2 separate regions of the Homo sapiens genome follow, and region 1 is linked to region 2. A link is a loop called in an ENCODE intact Hi-C map of the cell type or tissue named here. Cell type or tissue: endothelial cell of umbilical vein. All regions are shown on one strand. Each heading gives the region's core, and the rest is flanking DNA. Links, peaks and the distances in the headings are about the cores only. Region 1 has its middle 18 kb from the start of CCDC91. Region 2 has its middle 150 kb from the start of FAR2.

The links. Peaks named below come from ENCODE experiments on the same cell type or tissue, not always from the same donor. Only the 100,000 strongest peaks of a DNase experiment are listed, where the experiment ranks them.
Region 1: it touches region 2 in a loop (16-fold over the local background); 2 of 110 quality-filtered maps call a loop at or near these places.

What each region holds. Positions count from the first base shown.
Region 1 is chr12:28,167,045-28,177,921 of GRCh38, reverse strand. No RefSeq gene overlaps it. Among named protein-coding and RNA genes, the nearest start is that of CCDC91, 18 kb to the left of the region's middle. In endothelial cell of umbilical vein, for the core only: a CTCF peak has its summit at 5,293 (motif pointing right); a DNase peak (open chromatin) is centred at 5,311.
Region 2 is chr12:28,993,787-29,004,663 of GRCh38, reverse strand. No RefSeq gene overlaps it. Among named protein-coding and RNA genes, the nearest start is that of FAR2, 150 kb to the left of the region's middle. In endothelial cell of umbilical vein, for the core only: a CTCF peak has its summit at 5,636 (motif pointing right); a DNase peak (open chromatin) is centred at 5,653.

The sequences.
Region 1 (10,877 bases), core at 1,400-9,399, 830 kb after region 2:
CCTCCCTCCCTCAACACGTGGGGATTACAGGTTCCTTCCTCAACATGTAGGGATTATAATTTCTGATAAGATTTGGGAGGGACAGAGAGCCAAACCGTATCACCAAGTAAATGGCCTTTGGTCCCTTTGAAGAAGGACTAAGGGAATCATTACCAGGTGTACTTGCCATGGCATCACAAGGTCCATCCCCAGGAGGCCTAAACACGTCAATGAATGAGATACAGGTCTGAAAATTGACTCAGGCCCATAAACTGGGCAAGGGATTATGACACAATAAAGTATCACTCTGTTATTCATGCTTGATTTCTTCTAACAGTACATGCTGAGTGATTCCATTGTCACTACCAATTTATTTTGTCTCTAGCATTGTCAAATTCTATTAATATGTTCCATAATTCTGTGGTTCTTTCTGGGCTGCCATTCTGACCTTGTTGATGCTTACAATTATTTAAAATCCCTGGCTTCTGGCAGTTAAATGCCACAACTGGCCTCTGTTTTTCCAGGGTTCTATCAACTTCTTTGTTACCAATGAGTCAGGTTCTGTAATGGCCTCTCCTACAGTGACCTCTGGCCTAAAGAGGAGCATCACTACTCTGCTTGTTAGTGTTGCTAGTGCTTCTTTCACCAGCTCATTCATTACAGCCTTGGTAAACTGTGTATCCTTTGGGCCTTCCCATGGAACATATTCCTCTCAGTCTTCCAGCCTTATTTGTATTTTCATTCCAGCATGCTTATTTTCCTCAGCCTTTCCCTTCCTCAACCTTCTTCCATGGCAATCCCAGCATTTCAACTTTGCTTATTATTAACCATCTATCTTAGTGGGCATATAACCATCTTTGAAGTTCAGCTACTCTGACTATAAAGTCTAGTCTTGGTCTTCACCTTTCTCCAGCCTCCTCCTGCAGGAAATGAGAGCTTCTTTTTTATGCAGCCAAAGAGGCCCTCTGACAATCTCACTTGGTTTTTAATTGCTTGTTATTCGCTCTGATTTTTTCATTATCTTTGTGTAGAGCATCAATACCGCTTAGCAATAGCCATCCAATTCCTTTATCTTTATCGCTACTTTATTCCCCATACATCTCAAATATATCTGATTCATCTGGCCAGTTCACAAACAGTGAAAATGTTAATAATTTGATTACTACCTTGTGATAATAGCTGTTTGTGCTCCATTTACCACAAGTAATGCCAGGAGGCAATGAATGACTCAGGCAAAAAGCCCATCACCTACTCTCTTGGACCAGTCCTGGTACCAAATTCATGGATTGCATTCTCAGGAAGCAGACGCCAAAACAAGAATTTCAGCATGCCAGCATGCAGGGTGCTTATTAGGGATCAAACCTTTGATAGGAAGTGAAGTGAAACAGCATTGGTCAGAGAGAGAAGTTGAACTGCGATACAGACGCAACAGAACTTCAGCCAACTCAGCAGAAAGCTCTGGAACAAATATGTCTATCAGAGTTGTCCTGCATTTGTATTCAGACTTCTCTCCTCTACCAGATGCAGATTGCCCTGGTTAAGGGTAGGACCTTGGAAAAGACTGCTCTCTGAACCTGAACAGACAGCTATAAATTACTGGCCATATTTCCTGCAGCTGCATAGGAAATCCTCTTTGAAGAGGAATCTGGGGGTGCATCTCGGTGTCTATCACATTAAACCACTAGGAAGTTTCTCTGTGGATGAAGCATTCTCATCTTTGTTTTTGAACATGCTGTTTCCTCTTCCAGGCATAATCTTCCTTCTGTCGGTCTCCTGGATAGCATCTGTCCATCCCTGGAGATTCAACTCAGACTCAACCTCCTCTGGAAAGTCTTCTCTGAAATTTCCAGATTATATTAGCTGCCTATTCTCTGAGGCCTCATCACACTTCATTTATACTAATATTATAGCCATTCACAAGCCACATTGTAATAATTTGCTTACACCTTTTGCCCTATATATTATGAAATCCTTGAAGACATGGATTATGTGTTTATTTTTGTATCCACAACATCTAAAATAATGTCTTTCACATAAGAAACACTATGTAGAAAATCTGAAACAATTAACCAAAAAAACCCCTCCTGGAACTAATAAGCAATTATAACAAAGTTTCAGGATGCAAGTTTAATAAACAAAAGCTAAATAAACTCTTACCATATGATCCAGCAATCATGCTCCTTGGTAATTAACCAATGAATTGAAAACTTAGGTCCACACAAAAATCTGCACATGGATATTTGCAGCAGCTTTACTCATAATTGCCAACACTTGAAAAGAACCAAGAGATCCTCAGAAGGTGAGTGGATAAATGAACTATGGTATATCAGACAATGGAATATTATTCAACATGAAAAGATAATGAGCTATCAAGCCTTGAAAAGACAAGGAAGAAACTTAAATGCATATTACTAAGTGAAAGGAGCCAATCTGTGAAAAGCTACATACTGTGCTTCTAACTATATGACATTCTGGGAAAGGTAAGACCATAAAGACAGTTAAAAGATCAGTGGTTGACAGGGATTGGCAGGAGAAAAGGGTGAATAGGCAGAGCACAGAGAATTTCTCAGACAGTAAAACTATTCTGTAGGTACTACAGTGATGGATATGTCATTATACATTTGTCAAAACCTATTGAATATACAACATCAAGAGTGAACCCTCATGTAAACCATGAGCTTTGTGTGTAATGATGTGTCAATGTAGGTTTATCAACTGTAACACGTGTACTCTGGTAGTAGGGGTGTAAGGCATGTGTGGGGACAGGGAATATATGGGAACTCTGTACTTTCTGCTGTTTGTGAAACTAAAACTGCTCTAAGAAATAAAGTTTATTAATTAAAAAACTGTAAAGCCTTATATGAAGATAAGATGTCAGTCAACATTATATACAAATTGTCAAAGTCATTTAAAATATGCCATTTAAATTCTATGACTTAGTGGTTGCCTTTTATTTTTTGCATGGTACCAACCAAAACAAATTAGATATAAGAAAAAGCAAACTAAGGACTTCATATAATGCATTATAATATTGTGTTGTATCACATACAATGCTGTCAATTTCCCTATTTGATATATAAATATTTGCTTTATTTTAGACGGTTTCAGTACAATACAAAATACAGATATATTCTATTTGATTAAATTGTGATGGCATATATTGGTAGATATTCATTCAAAGGCTGAACATTTAATAATGAAAAAAACTACTGGAAAGTAATTAAGGAAGTTGCTAATCAGTTCATTAATTAAGTATATCTGCTGCACATTATACAGAAACAAATTAAAAAGGATTCTGTGCTAGCCAGAAATTCCCTCTCAAATGTAGTCAAAAGAGAAGATTAAAAACAAACAAAATGAAAACAAAACTGAGTGAATTATTTCTATGGGAAATTGCAATTTGATATATACCATTTATCCTTATGGTACCTTTTAAGCTACATAATATACAATACAAAAATTGAGTTTAAATATATAGTACACATACAGTTAATATCTGTTGGTTTAAAATCATTATTCATTAATGTCTGATATCATTAGAAACAGAGTTTTACAGTTAAATGAACTTAGATGCAATTTTATTTGAACTCCTCTCTGAATTCAGGAAACTAGTACCCACAGTTAAGCAACAAATCAGCAGAAACCAGCAGGAAAGTGTCTCACAGAAGGCTTTCTTATTTGAAAGCAAAATAAATTAACAATAAGTAAAAACCAGTTTACTGAGTTTGCGCATAAATGGCCTCAGACAATTAAAAGATTGAGATTCAAGAAAGGATGTGGTTCTTATATTTTTTTTTTCTTTTTTTGAAAAATTCCACCCTCACTTTGGCCCTCCAGCTTCCTCCTTACCCCCTTTTTTGTTCTTATATAATTTAAACTTTCAACTGCATGATAAAGAACGTAAGGAAAAATTACATTTCTATTTTAGTAGGTTCTAGATGATCAATCAGTTGCTTGGATTTTGAAGAGTCAAAATTTTGATAAATGGGGACATATTTTTATCAAGTTTAGCACTCCGTTAAACAAGAAAGCATTTATTCTATGTTTTTACAAGTGTTTTTTTTTTCAGTAAGGATATTTACACTTATTTGAAGATCATCCATTATTTGTATAACTTTTACAAAATGCAGATTCCTGAAGTTAGGAATAGAATTAAAAATGGACAAATATACTTGTGTACAAACAGCAAATAGAGTTGATTTCAGAAGCTAATGAACGTTAGACACTGGGTTATTTGTGTACCTCCTAGAATGTGAGGTTTGAGTGGTTTCATACCTGTTCTGAAGCTTTCATTATTGATTTAGCTGTGAATGGTATTCAGTCAGCTGGTAATAAATGAGTAATATCACCCAGCAATATGGCAGTTTTGATATGGTCAAAAGCTAGACATACCTGTGGTCCTTCCAAATCAAAGAGTACTTCTAATGTTATAAGATTGATTATTTGATTTTTGGACTTCTCCTCAAGAATGAGAAAGCTCCATGTTTTTATATATGAAATAAGACTCGTTTATGTGAATGTAGAGAATTTAGCATGTCAATTACAAAGAATCTGACTTCTCTGCAAGCTGAGAACAATATGTGATATGGTTTGGCTCTGTGTCCCCACCCAAATCTCATGTCAAATTGTAATACTCAGTGTTGGAGGAGGGGCCTGGTGGGATGTGATTGGATCTTGGGGGCAGATTCCCCCTTGCTGTTCTCGTGATAGTGAGTTCTCATGAGATCTGGTTGTTTAAAAGTGTGTAGCACTTCCCTCTTTGCTCTCTCTCTCCTGCTGCACCATGTGAAGATGTGCCTGCTTCCCCTTCACCTTCCACCATGATTGTAAGTTTCCTGAGGCCTCCCTAGCCATGCTTCCTGTATAGCCTGTGGAACCATGAGTCAACTAAACCTCTTTTCTTCATAAATTACCGAGTTGCATGTAGTTCCTTATAGCAATGCTAGAACGGACTAATACAACATGTTTTACCATTGTTTTCATACAATGCTTTGGGGATATATGAAGATGCAGGGAAATGTCATGGTAGAAGTAATAGCACAATTTTTTGAAAAGCTTGGGTTAGTAAGACTCATTACAAATATTCTGGATCCATTTTTGGCTAAATGAAGAGGAAAATTTTACCAACTGATGGCCATTTGATGACCTGCATGGAAAGAATTAGTAGGCTCAGGAGAGTATACAGTTGAGAGAAGTGATCACATCACAAAATGTGACATAATTCTTTGGCACTAACTGGCATCCTAGGCATGGAGAGTGAATTACATTCTCAACTCTGAATTTCCCCCTCTAGATTACCCATGTGGCTCACCAGAGGGCAGTGTGCAGTAATCAACTCTTTTGCTTCCTGCATTGGATGTCTCCTATGGAAAAACCAATGTCAAATAATCAGAACCAGACAACAGGCAAGACAATAGGTTATGAAAGTTGTTTATTAGATTTGTTGTACTGTGCCCTGTACATGGAATTCTTAACATTGAAAAATTAACCAATTACCGCATGAGAGATCATGTAATAAGGTTTTAGTGAATTCTGTATAATAGTTTCAATTTTATGACAATGATTTTGGCATTGCTGAGGTCAAGTGTCTCTTTTAGACTTAAAAATGTATAATATCCACTGGTCGATAAATTGCCTTGCTTCACATATCTCACACCTGAATTCTCAAGAGTTTCCAGTATTGCATACAGATTTATTCAGTGAATATTAATCGAACAATTAGAATGTGGGATATAACAAGATAAAGTACCTATAAATCCTGCTTACAAGAAACTTGAAATCTATCAAGGGATTAAAGTGTAAATGAAAATTAATACACTATCAAAATTACATAAAGTGGGAGTTACATATAAAATACTAAGAGAATTCAGTGAAGGAAAAGATAAAGGCATTTGGAAAGGGTTCAAAATTTGAGCTGAGTCTCACAGGTGAGGCAGAAAGCATTTGGACATATTGAGAGTAATGAAAGCACATGCCAAATAAAGAAAACATCATGGATGCACAAAATTAAAGGACCTAGACGGTTAGGGTATATGAAAGGTAGTAGTGGGAAATAATGCTAAAGAGTCATAGAGTGAATATGTCTTTGAGTGTACTGAATACCAGCCATACTCCAAAAACTGAACTGACAACAGGAAGTTGTTATAGGAGTAAAAGATCAGCTTCAGCATTTTGTACTAAAAAAATTGATATAGCAGTTTTTTTGTGGGATGGACTGATAAATAAGCTCCCAAAGGTAGGGAGATCTGTTAAAAAGGTATCTCATTAATCCTGTAGGCTTTGAGATTGAATAAAGAAGGCAAGCAAGGGATTCTGTAAAAGTAGAATTGGTATGAGTAAAAACTAAGTAGATGTGGGTGGGGTAAAGAGAGAAAGAAGTCAAAACATAGTCTGAGGTTTTGAGCTGATGTAGGAGGACGATGACTTCATTCATTGAAATACAGGACCCAGGCGAAGGAGATTTGGGAAAGAAATTGGTGTGTTTACCAAAAATCTTAAATAAAAAAATCCTAGTCAAAATCTTTATGAAGCTAAATAGTTTCTTATCTTTTCATCTTTTATAAATTAATTCAGATGTATTTGGAGGGCTCATTATTCTTGATACCTTCAAAAGTCTACAGAAGCAACATTTTGTTTACTAAAATGTTTTGCAATTGTTAAAAGTGAAAATCAGAGGGCTATATTGTTCACTTAAGCTTAACAGAGTTGAATTACATTGTCACAATAAATGGGAGGAGCTGCAAGGTGTCCTCCCACCACTGAGGAAAATAAGGCTTGTTAAACTTAGCTGTTATTAAAAATGTAAATGTACCCTAATTTTAGCAAATGGAAAGTTTCTGCTTAACACAGAGACAATTGCAACCTTTCTCTTATGTAATCATGTTCTATATGTTTTTCTTTCTAATAAAAAAAGAACATTTGAAGGAATCAGTAATAATCCTATTGAAGAAAGAAAGAATAAAATGTAACTCCCTGATAAAAACATCTTTTATGTACTAACTGAAAATGGCTGTGATGGAGCCCCGTTAGGCTCAAATATATTGTAATATTTTTCCCTAACTTGGTTAACAATTACAAAACCCAGAGACCAATCTGTCAAAGAAACTTTTCCAAGCTGAAGCATCTGCTTTTGTGGCAATTTTTTCAATCAATTGTATAGAAAGTTTTGGAGTTGTCTTGAGTTCATCTGTTAATTTGTCTACTCAAATTAAGTATATGACATTATAAGTAGCATAGACTTATTTCTTGGTCACCAAAAAACAAAATCTAGTAGCATATTTTTGCCACATGAGTTTTATAATCATATCTTTCTTGGCCCCTGAAACACCTACTAAACAGATATCTCTTGTCCACAGTTATAGACCCTATAGCTTGAATTTTTTTTCTGTGTAAACGACAGAGGAGTCCTCTACATATTAATCCTGTTCTCTCCACCCTGCCCTCATACCTATATAATTATTTAGAACAAAAATAGCCTCTAGTATTGATGCGCTATTGTGCTTTATATTTTAATGTGTGTCTGGACAAATTCTAATTGAAAGGCTTTATGCAATTTATCAGAGTCACTTTGCTTGGTCACCTACTTGTGCTAACGCATTCATGATTTCAGCACCCTCAGGACATCAGGTGAACTTTTAGAAGATGAGACCACCACATTGTACTGTGATTGCCTCCTCTCTTGTTAATATACCCCTACAGAATTTAAGCCATCTGAGGCGAAGGACAGTGTCTACTTTAGGAGTTTGTCTGAATGCCTGAACCCTTTAGAAAACAAGGAGGGAGTGAAAAGTTTATCTTGGGCCAAGACTTCTGACAGTAGGAAAATTCAAAACATTGGCTGGTATCCTAAAGGGAAGTCAAGGGAGTACTAGGGAAATTAGATTATAATTATTATCTGAAAATTGAAAAGCATAAGAGAATTAAAAATCTCTAGTTTTTATTTCCTTAAATATCTATCTAATATATCTGCATGTATTTTTGTATGAAAGCATGTGTTTATTTTTTCATTTAATTGTGATAAAGTATATCTAACAAAATTTATTTTCTTAACCATTTTTAAGTGTACACTTCAGTGGCATTATGTACATTCACATTGTTGTGCAACCATCACCACCATGTCTCCAGAACTCCCTTTACCTTGCAAAACTGAAACTCGTACCCATTCAATAACTCTCCTTTCCCCCCATCCCACCAGCCCCTAGCAGCCATCATTCCACTGTCTGTCTTTATCAATATGACTACTCTACATTCTTCATGTAAGTGAAATTATATAGTATTTGTCTCTTTCTGACTGGCTTATTTCACCTAGCAGAATGTCCTCAAGGTTCATCCACATTTTAGTAAGTGTCAGATTTTCTTCCTTTTTTAAGGCTGAATAACATTCTGTTGTATGCATACACCACATTTTGTTTATCCATTCCTCCATCCATCAGTGACACTTGGGTTGTTTCCACCTTTTGGCTCTTGTGGATAATGCTGCTATGTACATGGGTGTGCAAGGATCTCTTCAAGACCGTGCTTTTAATTCTTTGGCGTATATACCCAGAAGTAGAATTGTTAGATCATGTGGTTATTCTTTTTTTTTTTTTTTGAGTCGGAGTCTTGCTCTGTCGCCCAGGCTGGAGTGCAGTGGTGCGTTCTCGGCTCACTGCAAGCTCCACCTCCCAGATTCACGCCATTCTCCTGCCTCAGCTTCCCAAGTAGCTGGGACTACAGGCGCCCGCCACCACGCCCGGCTAATTTTTTGTATTTTTTAGTGGAGACGGGGTTTCACCGTGTTAGCCAGGATGGTCTCGATCTCCTGACCTCGTGATCTGCCCACCTCGGCCTCCCAAAGTGCTGGGATTACAGGCGTGAGCCACTGCGCCTGGCCAGTTATTGTTTTTTAATTTTTTTGATGAATCACTATACTATTTTCCATAGTGACTGCACCATTTTATCTTTCCACCAACAGTGCTCATTTTATCGGCATCCTCACCAACACTTACTCTGTTTTTTTGATAGTAGCCATCCTAATGAGTGTGAAGTGGTATCTCCATGTAGTTTTGATTTGCATTAACCTAATGATTAGTGACATTGAACATCTTTTTATGGTCTTATTGGTCATTTGTATATCTTCTTTGGAGAAATATCTATCTATTCAGGACCCTGGCTCATTTTTAAATTGAGTTGGTTTTTTTTGTTGTTAAGTTGTAGTTCTTTACATATACTAGATACTAACCCCTTATCAGATATATGATTCACAAATATTTTTCTCCCATTCCATGGGTTGTCTTTTCACTCTGTTGAATGTGTCCTTTGATACACAAAGTTTTAAACTTTGATGTAGTCCAAATTTATCGTTTTTTTCTTTTTTTGCATGTGTTTTGGTATCATATCCAAGAAAGCATTGCCACCTCCAATATCATGAAGCGTCTCTGTTTCTGCTAAGAGTTTTATAGGTTTAGCTTTTACATTAGGTCTTTGACCCATTTTGAGTTAATTTTATATAAGATATAAGGTGTCTTAGTCCACTTAGTGTTGCTATAACAGAATACCTTACAATGTAAGGCAACGTAATTTACACAGAAAAGAGGATTATTTAACTCATAATTCTGGTATGCTAGCAAGTTCAAGATTGGGCAGCTGCATCTGGTGAGGGCCTCAGGCTGAAGAGAAGTGGGGCAAAGATATCACATAGCAAGAGAGTTAGCAAGAGAGAGAAACCAAGGAAGCCAGACCGTGTTTAACAACCTGCTCTCTCAGGAACCAATTCATTCCCATGAGCAGGAGGACTCACTCACTCCCTCAGGAAGGCATTAATCCATTCATGAGGGATTAGTCCCCATGACCCAAACATCTCCCACTAGGCCTCACTTCCCACCACTGCTATGTTGGGGATTAAATTTCAAAATGAGTTCTGGTGGGGACAAATCACATCCAAACCATAACATAGGGTAAGTTTCCAACTTCATTCTTTTGCATGTGGATATCCAGTTTTTGCAACATCTTTTGTTGAAAGGACTGTTCTTTCCCATTTAATGGTTTTGACACCCTTGTTGAAAATCATTTGACCATATATCCAAGAGTTTATTTCTGGGCTCTCTATTCTGTTCCATTGGTCTATTTATCTGTCTTTATGCCAATACCACAGTTTTAATTCATTTAGCTTTGTAACAAGTTTTGAAATCAGGAAGTGTGAGAGGTTCAACTTGCTTCGTTTTTCAAGATTTTTTTGGCTATTTGTGTTCCCTTAAGAGTCTATATAAATTTTTTCTTTTTATTTATTTATTTATTTATTTATTTATTTATGTTTTTGAGACAGGGTCTCGCTCTGTCACCCAGGCTGGAGTGCGCTGGCATAATCATGGTTCACTGCAACCTTGAACTCCTGGGCTTGAGAGATCTATATGAATTTTAAGGTGAATTTTTCTTACTCAGCATAAGACAAGAAATTGTTGGGATTTTGATAAAGACTATGTTAGACCTGTAGATGGTTTTGGATAGTATTGGCATTTTAGCACGATTAAGTCTTTCAATCACCAATATATCTTTAAGGCTAAGAACAATGGCCATTTTTTTTCTAATTTAAAACACTAGAAAGACACCATAAACATTTTATGCTATTGTTGAGGGAGTGAAAATTTGAATGGTGCTGTTTATTAAAAAATTGAAACAACCAGTGTAATTGACTAGTTTGGTGAAAATTAATCTGAAGGCCCTTGATACCTTCATAATACCTAATCTTCAACATCCAAGAATGTAATGTGTCTTTCCATTTATTCAAAACTTGTCTCTCTAAGAAAAGTTTTATTGATTACTTCATGCACTTTCTATGGATTTGTTAAGTTTGATCATGATATAAATAGGTATGCACACACATATGTATGTGCATATATATTACTATTGTAAATTTTCCC
Region 2 (10,877 bases), core at 1,697-9,696:
TAACTTTTTAAGAAGACTGACCAAGTGTGTTAAACTTCCCGGAGGTATCAAATTTAATCTGAGTTGAATCTGTGGCTCACTCCATTTTTTTATTTAAAATTGTAATCAATATAATTTGTCAAAGCTTGTCATTTATACTTTCAAATACATTTTTGTTAAATTTGATATATGATCAGAGTGACTAGATTATAAATGAATTTATCAAGAAAAAAGCTGAATCTGCAAATATTAACAATTATATATACATTGGCCCTAGGCAAAAAATCACCACTAATGAACATCATGAAACAATTTATTATTACTCAAAAGACTTCTGTGAGGCAGATTAAAGCCTTGGCATCATAGAAGGTCAGAATCAAAAGAACCCCAAAGGGTATTGTGAAATCACATATCTGATCTTTGGATTCCTTGCACTGCATCTCTGACAAACTCAACTTGGGCTTTAATGTCTCAGTGACTTGCACCTCACTTCTTTTGAAGCAATTTATTCTGTCTTTAGCGAGTTTGAACTAACGTTGATCTTAAGTCGTTTCTCTGTATCTTTCATACATTGATCTCACTTTTCCAATGGAGCCATCAAAAACAAGTCTCATCCTGTTCCACATGAAAGTCCTTCTCACGTTTGGAGAAAGCGCTGTGCTCCCTGAGGACTCTTATTGCAGGAGAAAATATTCCCATTTCTTTCAATTGCTTCCACTTACCATGGTTTCCTTATCCTGGCTGTTCTCTTTTGAACTGGCAAAATTTGAAAAAAGAAATTTTTGTTTTAAAAAGTCTTACAAATAATTCTTCAAACATTCATTGAGTGAGTATTAGGTTGGTGCGAACTAATTGCGGGTTTTGCCATAATGGAGATTGATACAAAGATACTTTGGAAAGTATCTTTGTGTCAGTCTCCATTATCTTTGCCATAATGGCAAAAACGGCAGTTTTGTTAGCACCAACCTAATAAATGAATAAATAAAATTTATTGGTGAAGAAAGGTGAACTGCAAAAGAAGGCAAACAACTGGGTCTATATATTGAATATTAGTGCTAATTTTAGAAAAAAACAATTACTGTCTTTCAATTTTTTACTTGTTTTCTGGGCAGATTTAGGGGAAGTTATGAACAAATACTCATCTCATATATGTGAAATAAAATTATAATTTCTAAATGCCCTCCAAATTCAAAACTGGCCTATTGACTTAGCAGTTTATTTGGATATTCATTCACAAACCAAAAATTGATGAAAATTTTCAAAACAAATAAAAGATTACAGTCACACTTCAAACTTATCAACCCCTCTGCCAAAGTTAATATAAAATAAGGACTTTCTTGTGGCATTTACATGCCCCACCCTCCACAGCAAATAAATAGTGCATTGTAATTCAGGAATTATTAGATTCTTTCTATTTCAAACCATTCCCACACTCTGCCTCAAGATTGACCAAGGGAAATAGCTATATTTCTAGAGAAGTGCTGTCCAATAGAATTTTCTGTGGAGATGGAAATATTTGATACGTACCTTATCTAATATGGTAACCAATAGCTACCTGTGGCTATTCAGTACTTGAAGTGGGCTAGTGAAATGGAGAAACTAAATTTTTAATTTTATTTAATTTAAATTAATTTAAATAACCATATGTGGCTAGTAGCTACCAAATTGAACAGAATAGCTTCAGTTGGTGAATTTTCAGATAACTTTGCCTCTTAGGGTAGTGTTTTCCAAGACATATCAGCTGTATTTAGATTTTTTTCCTCCCCAGTTAAATGTATTTTCTTCCAAGTTACTGTCATTATATAAAAGAGCAGTTTCAGCTATAACACTGGCATTATAAGTCATGGTATCTAAACAATTTTTTTCATTAGTGATCTTCACTTATTTTTCATGCATTTTACAATGCTGTTTTGTAATGTTTCTTTTGATACTTTAAAATAAAATGCTTCCTTGATTATCCTGATCAAGTTATCAGCTGCTATCAGCTGAATCAAGTTACCACTATAAGCTGATAATTAGTAAAGTGGGAATTTTCAAGGGAGAGAAGGAAAAAGGAAAGAAAAGTAATTACTTTTCAAAGTTAAAATGCCACATACGCAACAGAGATTGCCTTGAATTTTAAAACCACTATCTTAAAAACCAAAACCAAAACAACAATTGGGACATCTCAGATATCAAGTCCTGGGATATAAATAATATTTGCCATTGATTCCAGTTTGATTTATGCTACATTGTAAATAAGCACTTAGCATATAAAATACCAAACATAAAATAGAAATGAGAATTTTTTAGCTTTTTTTTTGAGCGTTCTAAGGAGAGTTGCAAATACTTTTCAAAGAATTCATACTGCAGATCTTTTTTTAAAACCCTAGAAATCTCAGACTTGGAGATGTTGCAAGGGGAGCATCCCTTGGTAGTTGTGGGCATTTTCAAAGACTTGTTGCTCTTCCTTGTGGAATTGTTCAGCTGGTCTGCTGATGGTCAGCTTGACTTTAGATGATAGTAAGCAATGAATGACCAGAGAGGCTGATAATCAGTTGCCTAAAGACTTCACTGTCACAAACAAAACAAAACAAAACAAAACAAAAAAAAAAACAAAAAAAAACCACTTCCTAGTTCCATCTGTGTTTCTTTATGACACTTATTCTTCAAAACAAAATCCATCCTATTGTTCAAAGTCAAGCTCAAATGTCACCACCTAATCTGGAGCCTTCTCTAGTCATGTGAATTACAGCCCTCTTTTTCTCCTGACCCCTATACTACGATCCTCCTCACACACTGTCCTCACCCACAAGTGATCTTTGTAGTCCAGGAGGTCATTTAAGCAGGACTTACATATCAAAGCACCTTTGTATAAATCTCGAGAACTTAACACTATCCAAGCCCACTCTCATCTTTAAAATGGGAATGATAGCTCACCAGCTTCACATATTATAATGAATACTATTGCAGCATAACAAGTTTCCCAAAACTTAGCAGTTTAAAACAACCATTTTATTCTGCTCCTGATTTGTGGGCCAGGAATTTAGGCAGGATTTTTCTTTTTGTTGTTGTTGTTGTTTATAATTTTTTAATTTTATTTTAAATTCCAGGATACATGTGCAGCTTTGTTACATAGATATACATGTGCCATGGTGGCTTGCTGCACCTATCAACCTGTCATCTAAGTTTTAAGCCCCATATTCATTAGGTATTTGTCCTAATGCTCTCCCTCCTCTTGCCCTCCATCTCCTGGGTTGTTCCCCTCCCTGTGTCCTGGTGTGTGTTGTTTCCTTCCCTTTGTCTATGTGTTCTCATTGTTCAACTGAAAAGACTTGGAAGCAACCAAAATGCCCAACAATGATAGACTGGATAAAGAAAATGTGGCACATATACATCATGGAATACTATGCAGCCATAAAAAAGAATAAGATCATGTCCTTTGCAGGGACGTGGATAAAGCTGGAAGCCATCATTCTCAGCAAACTAACACAGGAACAGAAAACCAAACACCACATGCTCTGACTCATAAGCAGGCAGGGTTTTTCTAGGTAGTTCTCACTGAGGGTCACTCATGCGGATGTTGTCAGATGTTGGTTGGAGCTGCAATTATCTGAAAGCTCAATTGTCTTGTTGTCCAAAATGGGTCACTCACATGGCTGCAGTTCATCAGAGCACTGACAGGCAGCCTCTCCAGTATGGCAGTGTCAGGGTGATCAGATTTCCCACATGGAAGTTTAAGGGCTCCCAGTGCAAGAGTTCTAGCAAACAAGGTGGAAGCTGCATTCCCTTTTATGACCTGGCCTTGGATGTTCACCATGTCACTTTTAATGTACTGTATTACTAGAAGTGGTCATAAGCCCATCCAGATTCAATGGGAGGGGAATTTTTGACTCCACCTCTTTTTTTTTTTTTTTTTGAGACAGTCTCACTCTGTCACCAGGCTGGAGTGCAGTGGTGCGATCTCAGCTCACTGCAACATCCGCCTCCCGGGTTCAAGCGATTCTCCTGCCTCAGCCTCCTGAGTAGCTGGGACTATAGGCACGTGCCACCACACCCAGCTAGCTTTTTGTATTATTTTAGTAAAGACGGGGTTTCACCATGTTGGCCAAGATGGTCTCGATTTCCTGACCTCGTGATCTGCCCACCTCGGCCTCCCAAAGTGCTGGAATTACAGGCGTGAGCCCGGCTTTGACTCCACCTCTTATTGGGAGATGACAAGGTCATATTGTAGAAGATTAGTCGAGATGGGTGATAGTGCCATGACCATCGTTGGAAAATACAATCTGCCACTTTTCAATAATACATATGAAGACGTTCTGGACCCCATAGCATTCTAGCCACAATTGCTTGTATCTTTTCTTCTTTTTCATCCTACAGCCTCTGAACTTGGATCTGTTTCATGCTATGCCAGGCCTGATACTCACCCAATGAGTTCAACTCAAGGTCTCTAGCATCAAATGCTTAATATGCAGGGATTGGGCAGTAACCTTCAGAACTGCTTTGTGTTTTCCATCTTGCTACTTTATATCTTTCTTTCCTCTTCATATCTTTTCACTGCTTTTACCTATTCCGTTGACCTTTTATCAAGATAGTTGTGTGTGCCCTATTTCTACTCATTGGTATTCTCAGAGTGTCCTCATCTTATCTCACCACTGCTAGGAAACAATAGAAAAGACTTAAGAAATGGAAATATTTGAAACATAATTTTGAGCTTAAAAAACTCATAACAGCTCCTCATAGTATCTAGTGATAAATATGAAGCAAGGGAGTTTTCATGAGTAGAAACATTTCAGCATTCATAGCAGAAGGTTAATTTTAGTTCTTTAATGTCCACTGGTTCTTATAAAGAGTGTGGAATTATTATCTTAGGCCAGATCTCCCTAGGTGAGATAGGTAATGTTATTATTTTTATTTTTATTTTTGTTTATTTATTTATTTTTGTTAAATGGGGAGTTGAGTGGGGAGAGAAAGAGAGAGAAACTCTTAATCTTTTTGCTCAGGATGCAAGTGAATTCCAATCAAAGTATCTGAGAAACATTAGACCCTAAGGAAATACTTGTTTAAAAACTAGCTGAATATAATCAATATTTACCAGTGTTAACCATGTAAATAAGTAGACATCAGTTAGTGAATTCAAAGAAGTGCAAAACTCAGTCATGGAACAAACTGGAATACAACATTTAATTACAAAAGTAAACAACAACTCAATTCTGTTTTTTGTAAGGTCCAAAGCATGGTACAACTAAAAATTATGATCTTAGGAAAGGTGGATGGAACTAGCATTCTTAGGACACATTCTGTGTGTGAGTTGGCCAGCTCCCATATCTCATTACATCCTCATGACAGTGCTGCAGCAGAGGAACAGAGAAGGGAACTGAGAGGACAGAGTGGGCAGGAAGGGTCCAAGGTTTCGTACCTTGCCTTGCAAGTGTCAGAGCCAGAACCAACCCAGAAGTCCAACAGCAACACCAACTTTCTATCCTTGGTTGTGACTCAAAGTCTCAGGATAGAAAGATTCCCTTTCCCACTTTTCGGGATACTTTCCAGCTTAAGCTTAGATGCTATCTCATGATTGGGTATTATTAATAGGTAATTCTGTGATGTTGGTTGTACCTTTTCTAAGAGACTAACTGGTGCCCAAACTGATCAGAGTTCAATTTTTCCAGTTGCCACTGGAGGGCTCCCCACTGTAAGTTTTATTGACAATCACCAGGTATTACTTAAACACTTTCTTTTTTCGGTCTCTTTCTGAAGTTTGATTAACTCCAGGCCTTTGGGAGTTTGTGAGTAACTATGTCACTCCTACAAATGAAGGATGAATAACATTTGGTTGGAACAGATTGAGTCAACTTTGGGCAGGGGTCATATAAGGATCTTGCCACACAGTTCTTTATGTACCCCTGAGGCCAGGCCGCCCACACGTGGCTTCTCATGTCCTGAGCCCACACATAATTCAGTCAATCTACCTGCACTTCTGACCTAGAGCACTGCATTTGCATTATGCCCTGTTTGCTCACTGCCCTCTATCTTCGACTTTGATCTAGGAGCCGAGGCCTTAGCCAGAGCAAGGACCTGACTTGTTCACTGATGGAGCCTCGGGATATCCCTCAAAGTGGGTGTCTTGGCTTTTCACCCCAATGCAGAGGAAGGCCCACCAGGGTGATCAAGGAGGTTTCAGTTTGCTCTCAGCCAAAATGGGTTCTCAGCTTGCTACAACTTTTCCCTGCTGGATACTATGTTTCCCTGCCTGATACATTAACAGCTTAAAATACAGAGAGATGGGGAAATGTTGAATACAGTGGAATAAACTGTGAAGGGCAGAATTTCCTATCTCAGCAAGATGAGATTTTTTGGATGAAGTCTGAGCCTTCCAAAATGTACCAAAAAGCATGACAGAATGTGGTGTTAGATTGGTCATAAGTACTTGAGCTTTAGAATAATGAATTCAGAAGGTTTATCTTGCTAGAAAGTTGTTTGGAAACTAAAGTGGAGCTTTAAACAGGGTCTCCTCAATGAAAAATCCTGCTAAAGTTTAAACAAGAATTATTTCATTAAAAAGTAAGTCACTCCAACTCTGGAATGATCTTCAACAGGATACTTATCTTCATCAGAAGAAATCAAGAGAGGGTAATGTCCTTCAGGACAAAATCAGGTAAACGCAAGAACTAGTCACCTGCTTCCCTGTTGTGTACAATCAGGAACAAAGGAAAAAAATTGACAATAATGGGATGCTGAATATCAGGTTCAGTACTATGCTTTTAAGACCAGAGCGCTAACGGAAAGCACATCGTCAAGGTGACCAATCAAATTCAGTCTTTTCACTTGGAGGTTCTTGGTCTGCTTAACCATTTGGCACTCCTTTGAGTAGAAATCATTGTTTTCAATGTAGAGACTGAAGTACAACAGCATAGAGTAGGCAAGCAATGGACTCAGGTTTGCCAAGTGAGTGGTTGATGGTAATGCAAATAGATCCATTCACATTTTTTCCTTATGTGTACTTATCATTAAGTAACTAGGTCCCACCGATATTGTAATTTTTATTTTCACTCACTCCAGCATTGGCTTTAGATGCTTGAGGTCTTTTGGCAGGAAATCTGTATGGGTCTTGCTAGATTAGCTGGTAGGCTTTTCAAGGAATCATGTCCCCCCAGCCCCAAGTGGTTTAATGTTATGAATTTCAAAAGTCAGGAACAAGACCACAAGCCAAATCCTGGGAGTAGAGCAGACACTCCTACTGGCTCAGGTTTGACTAGTTCAGTCAGAAGTCAATTAAATACCCACCAACCTATAGGCCTGACAGCAATTTTCCACCCCAGTGGGAGAGAAGTAGGCAGCAATGTCTGTCTCTGTGGTTTGGTTCTAATGACATTAAATTGCCAACACCAGTCTCTGCTGCTTTTATCTCAGAAAACCCCACCCTCGGAAGTTCATGTTCTGGAGTTCCACCCATGGCCTGGATTCTGGGACTCTGCTTGGGTGGTATGTAGAGTAAGTCTTTTTGGCTAGATTTCAACTACTGCATGAGCCATCATCATGGCTAAATAACTGTAGGTGGGAAGGCCTTTAAGACGTGGGCTACTAAGAGTCGAGGCAACCGCGTCTGCACCACTCTATTAATTATTTAATTGACTAACCAAGGAAATGGATATGTAATACTCGGAGAGCTTAGCCTTATCCTCTGTTCAATTTAAGCTAATTGTCAGTATTTCTGGAAAATGCCTATGTGGGTTTTTCTCAGTAAGTGCAGTCAGCAAGTCTGAACCGAACCCTCCTATGTCGTCTGACACAACTAGGTTTGGACTCATGCTTTGTGACATTGCATCACCAGGAGGACTTCGGTGGTGCTCTGGGCCAAGTGAAATCGGCTAAATGGCAAACACATGCCTTTATGAAATGAAATAGAAACTTCTCAGATGAAAATGAGCCTGAAAGAATTGGGTACTCTATCTTGAAATTTGAAATAGATTAAGCACAGAAAACTTAAACTTCTCAATCATCAGAGGCACAGAATAAGGAAAATTGTTTAAATGGAGATATAAGTGACAGTGACAAGAGGAACTATCTCTATGCATGGCTTATACACATTTAGACAAGCCAGAGAACAATTTCTGTTCATTCTTGGCACTGCTTTATCATAACATGGTTAGATAGTTTTCTGGATATGGAAGCTTGAATAGCATAGAACACCAGAATAACCTTGAAGAGTCTCTGGGCACACAGCTTATAACATCCAGGACCTGAGCTAGAAAAGCAATAATCATTTAAAGAGTTCACCCTTTTAGAATCATACAGAAAATAACTGTTAACTCTGAGCTCAAGATCTAAAATTTGGAACAGAGATATTGCCAATTAGATTGAAATAAGGGACCAGGTAGAATAAAGAAGTTTGTAAATTATAAAGTATCCTTTGTATTTCCATTAAAGAGCATTCTTGCTTCACAAATTTCTGGATTTTCTTGTCATCAGAGAGCCTTTTCTTCCGAGGCAGGTCTGCATGATAGGTGGTCTAAACTAGCCGACTCTATGCCAAGCAAGGTAAGAGAAGTTGAGAGGAAACAATATGGCATTTCTTTTTTCCGACTTTCAAATCAGAAGAGCATACCCAAGGTTAACAGAAAGCAGCTTGGGCCAAAGCTGTTTTCTTGTGAATTTTTTCATTTCACAGACCTTGTACACAGTACTCCCATGGACTGCTGGAGCCTTCCCCCAGGGAGGCTGAAAGGGAGACCGTTGATTTTTCAGAAAGATTGTGAAAATGCAGCCAAGCAAACAGGAAGGTGCCTCGAGTCTTAGAAGGGGGCCTTTCCTCTCCATCTGCAGTCACTGGGGCCCTGTGTGTGGGGAGTGAAGCCAAGAGAGAAAACTGAGCACCGTCTTTAGCATTCCCCATTACTAGTGCTGCCTCCCCAGCCAGTGGCTTCCGCAATGTGGATGTGGTGATATAAGATATATGTTTATGTATATATATGTGTGGCATGTGTGTCAAGTTATATACATATGCACATCCCTAAATAAGTACTCAGAGCATGCATGTAGTCCTGGGGTTGTTTTAGAGCATTCAAGTTTTGGAGGACATGAGGAATGATGTTGACAAAGAGGTTGATGCTGTCCCTGGCCACGAAGGAAGGCGCCCATCACTCATGCTCTGAATAGGAGGATGCACATGGAAATTTATGGTTTCTGATGGATGGAGAAGCACCCTGTGGACAATACATATATTTCTGAGCACCCACGTGAGGATGAGACACAGCAAAGGGGAAGTTGCTTCCTGTCATAGGAGGTACCGGTAGCACTGTATCCTAAAAATAAAGGATAGTTCCTTGCTGCCTGGGGAAGAGCTACCTCTAAAGCTGCAGGAGTAATCAGTGGAGTGAGCTCTAAGAAACTTCAGAGCCCTCACTGGTCACCTTAGGTAGCTCATTCCAGGTCTCTGTCCACCTTTCATGGGTTCATCATAGACATGAAGATGAAGTTGGAGTGAGGATTTCTGCTCAAGTCATTGGGTTGAGAAGCCAGGGCACATGAGATATAGATTCTCCTTCATTTTGGGCCTAAGAGGAGAGTAGATTTCCCAAGGCTTGAAAATAAAAACATGGTTGTGTTGTATCATTATGAAAAATGTTTAATTTTGAGTGACTGTAGAAGTCATATTTATACAGTAAAAGGAAGGTAGCTTTTATGAGATTCTTAAAGTACAATGCTGGCAGAGGACTGATGAATCTTGGGAGAAATCAGATGACTAAACTTGGCTGTAATGCACTTAAGTTAGAGACCCTGGGCAGAAAAATAAAGCATTCAGTAAGAGGGCAAGAAGGCCGGGCCTGGGAGCAGTACCGTTGGCAAGACCCTAATGTAAAGTAATAGTAATTATAGTCCTGGGAGGAAAAAGCCTGTTCTTCCCCCTTGCAGCCATAAACCCCAGGTTTTGCAACTGAAGCTCCTGGCCTTGGTTTTCATTTTGAGCTCTGCAGCAACAAAACACCTTTGGCCCAAATCTCTCACATTCTATTTTCAAAAAGTCAGGACTTAGAGTACTGGGGAGCCTATAATTTACTTAGTACCTGAAACAGTCAAATCTACCCCAAGGCATGGATGAAACTCAGATCTTCCTGCACAGGTTTTGATGGTCCCACCAAAGCACTTAAGGTTTTCTTTTATGTGCAGCATAATCATTATAATTCCCTCACTGAGTGCATTTTATATCTCTCGTAATGTAAGATAGAAGAGGGTGTGCTCACAGCTTGAATGTGGAGCCTAACGCTTGATTCTGTTTATAGGCCTTCTGCTTGCAAAACATGAAATGGTTTGCCAAGTTTAGAACCCCCTGGAAATCTCTGGATTTGGAACTCCTGATAGAATTCCAAATTTTTTTTTAAGGTTTGGGTTCTTTTAACTTTCGGCACAAATGTGACTTCCTGTTTCTAAGAAAAAAAAAAAAAAAAAAGCTTGAAAAAGTTCCATGAAAAGAACTCTTAAAGAGCCCTGGACATCCAGTGGTTTCATAAAACAATGTTTTGGTGAATTAAGTGTAAATGTGTCAGAAACATATGGGTTAAATTTCCCTTGAAAAAGGAGACAGAAAAGCAGACCAAACATACTTTAGGGTTTTGCCGAACCCAGCGCCATTTGAAACATACTTTGAGGTGTTTGGGTAAGTCCAAACTGACAGTGCTGCCTCCCTCCCCACACTGTGAATTTGCCATCCACAAATTCACAAGTAGGCAGATACCCATTTTTCAAACGGTTGTGGTGTTTGTACAGACAAGGAAGCACAAAGATCAGGGTGCAGCGCCACAGCCTGGAAACAAAGCAGGAGTCATCCAGACCCTGGACAGAGCACAGGCCTCACCTCCCTGCTCAAGTATTTCAGCTCTGAGCAGTGCACCAGGGAATAGCTGGCTGTACTTTTCAGGGCC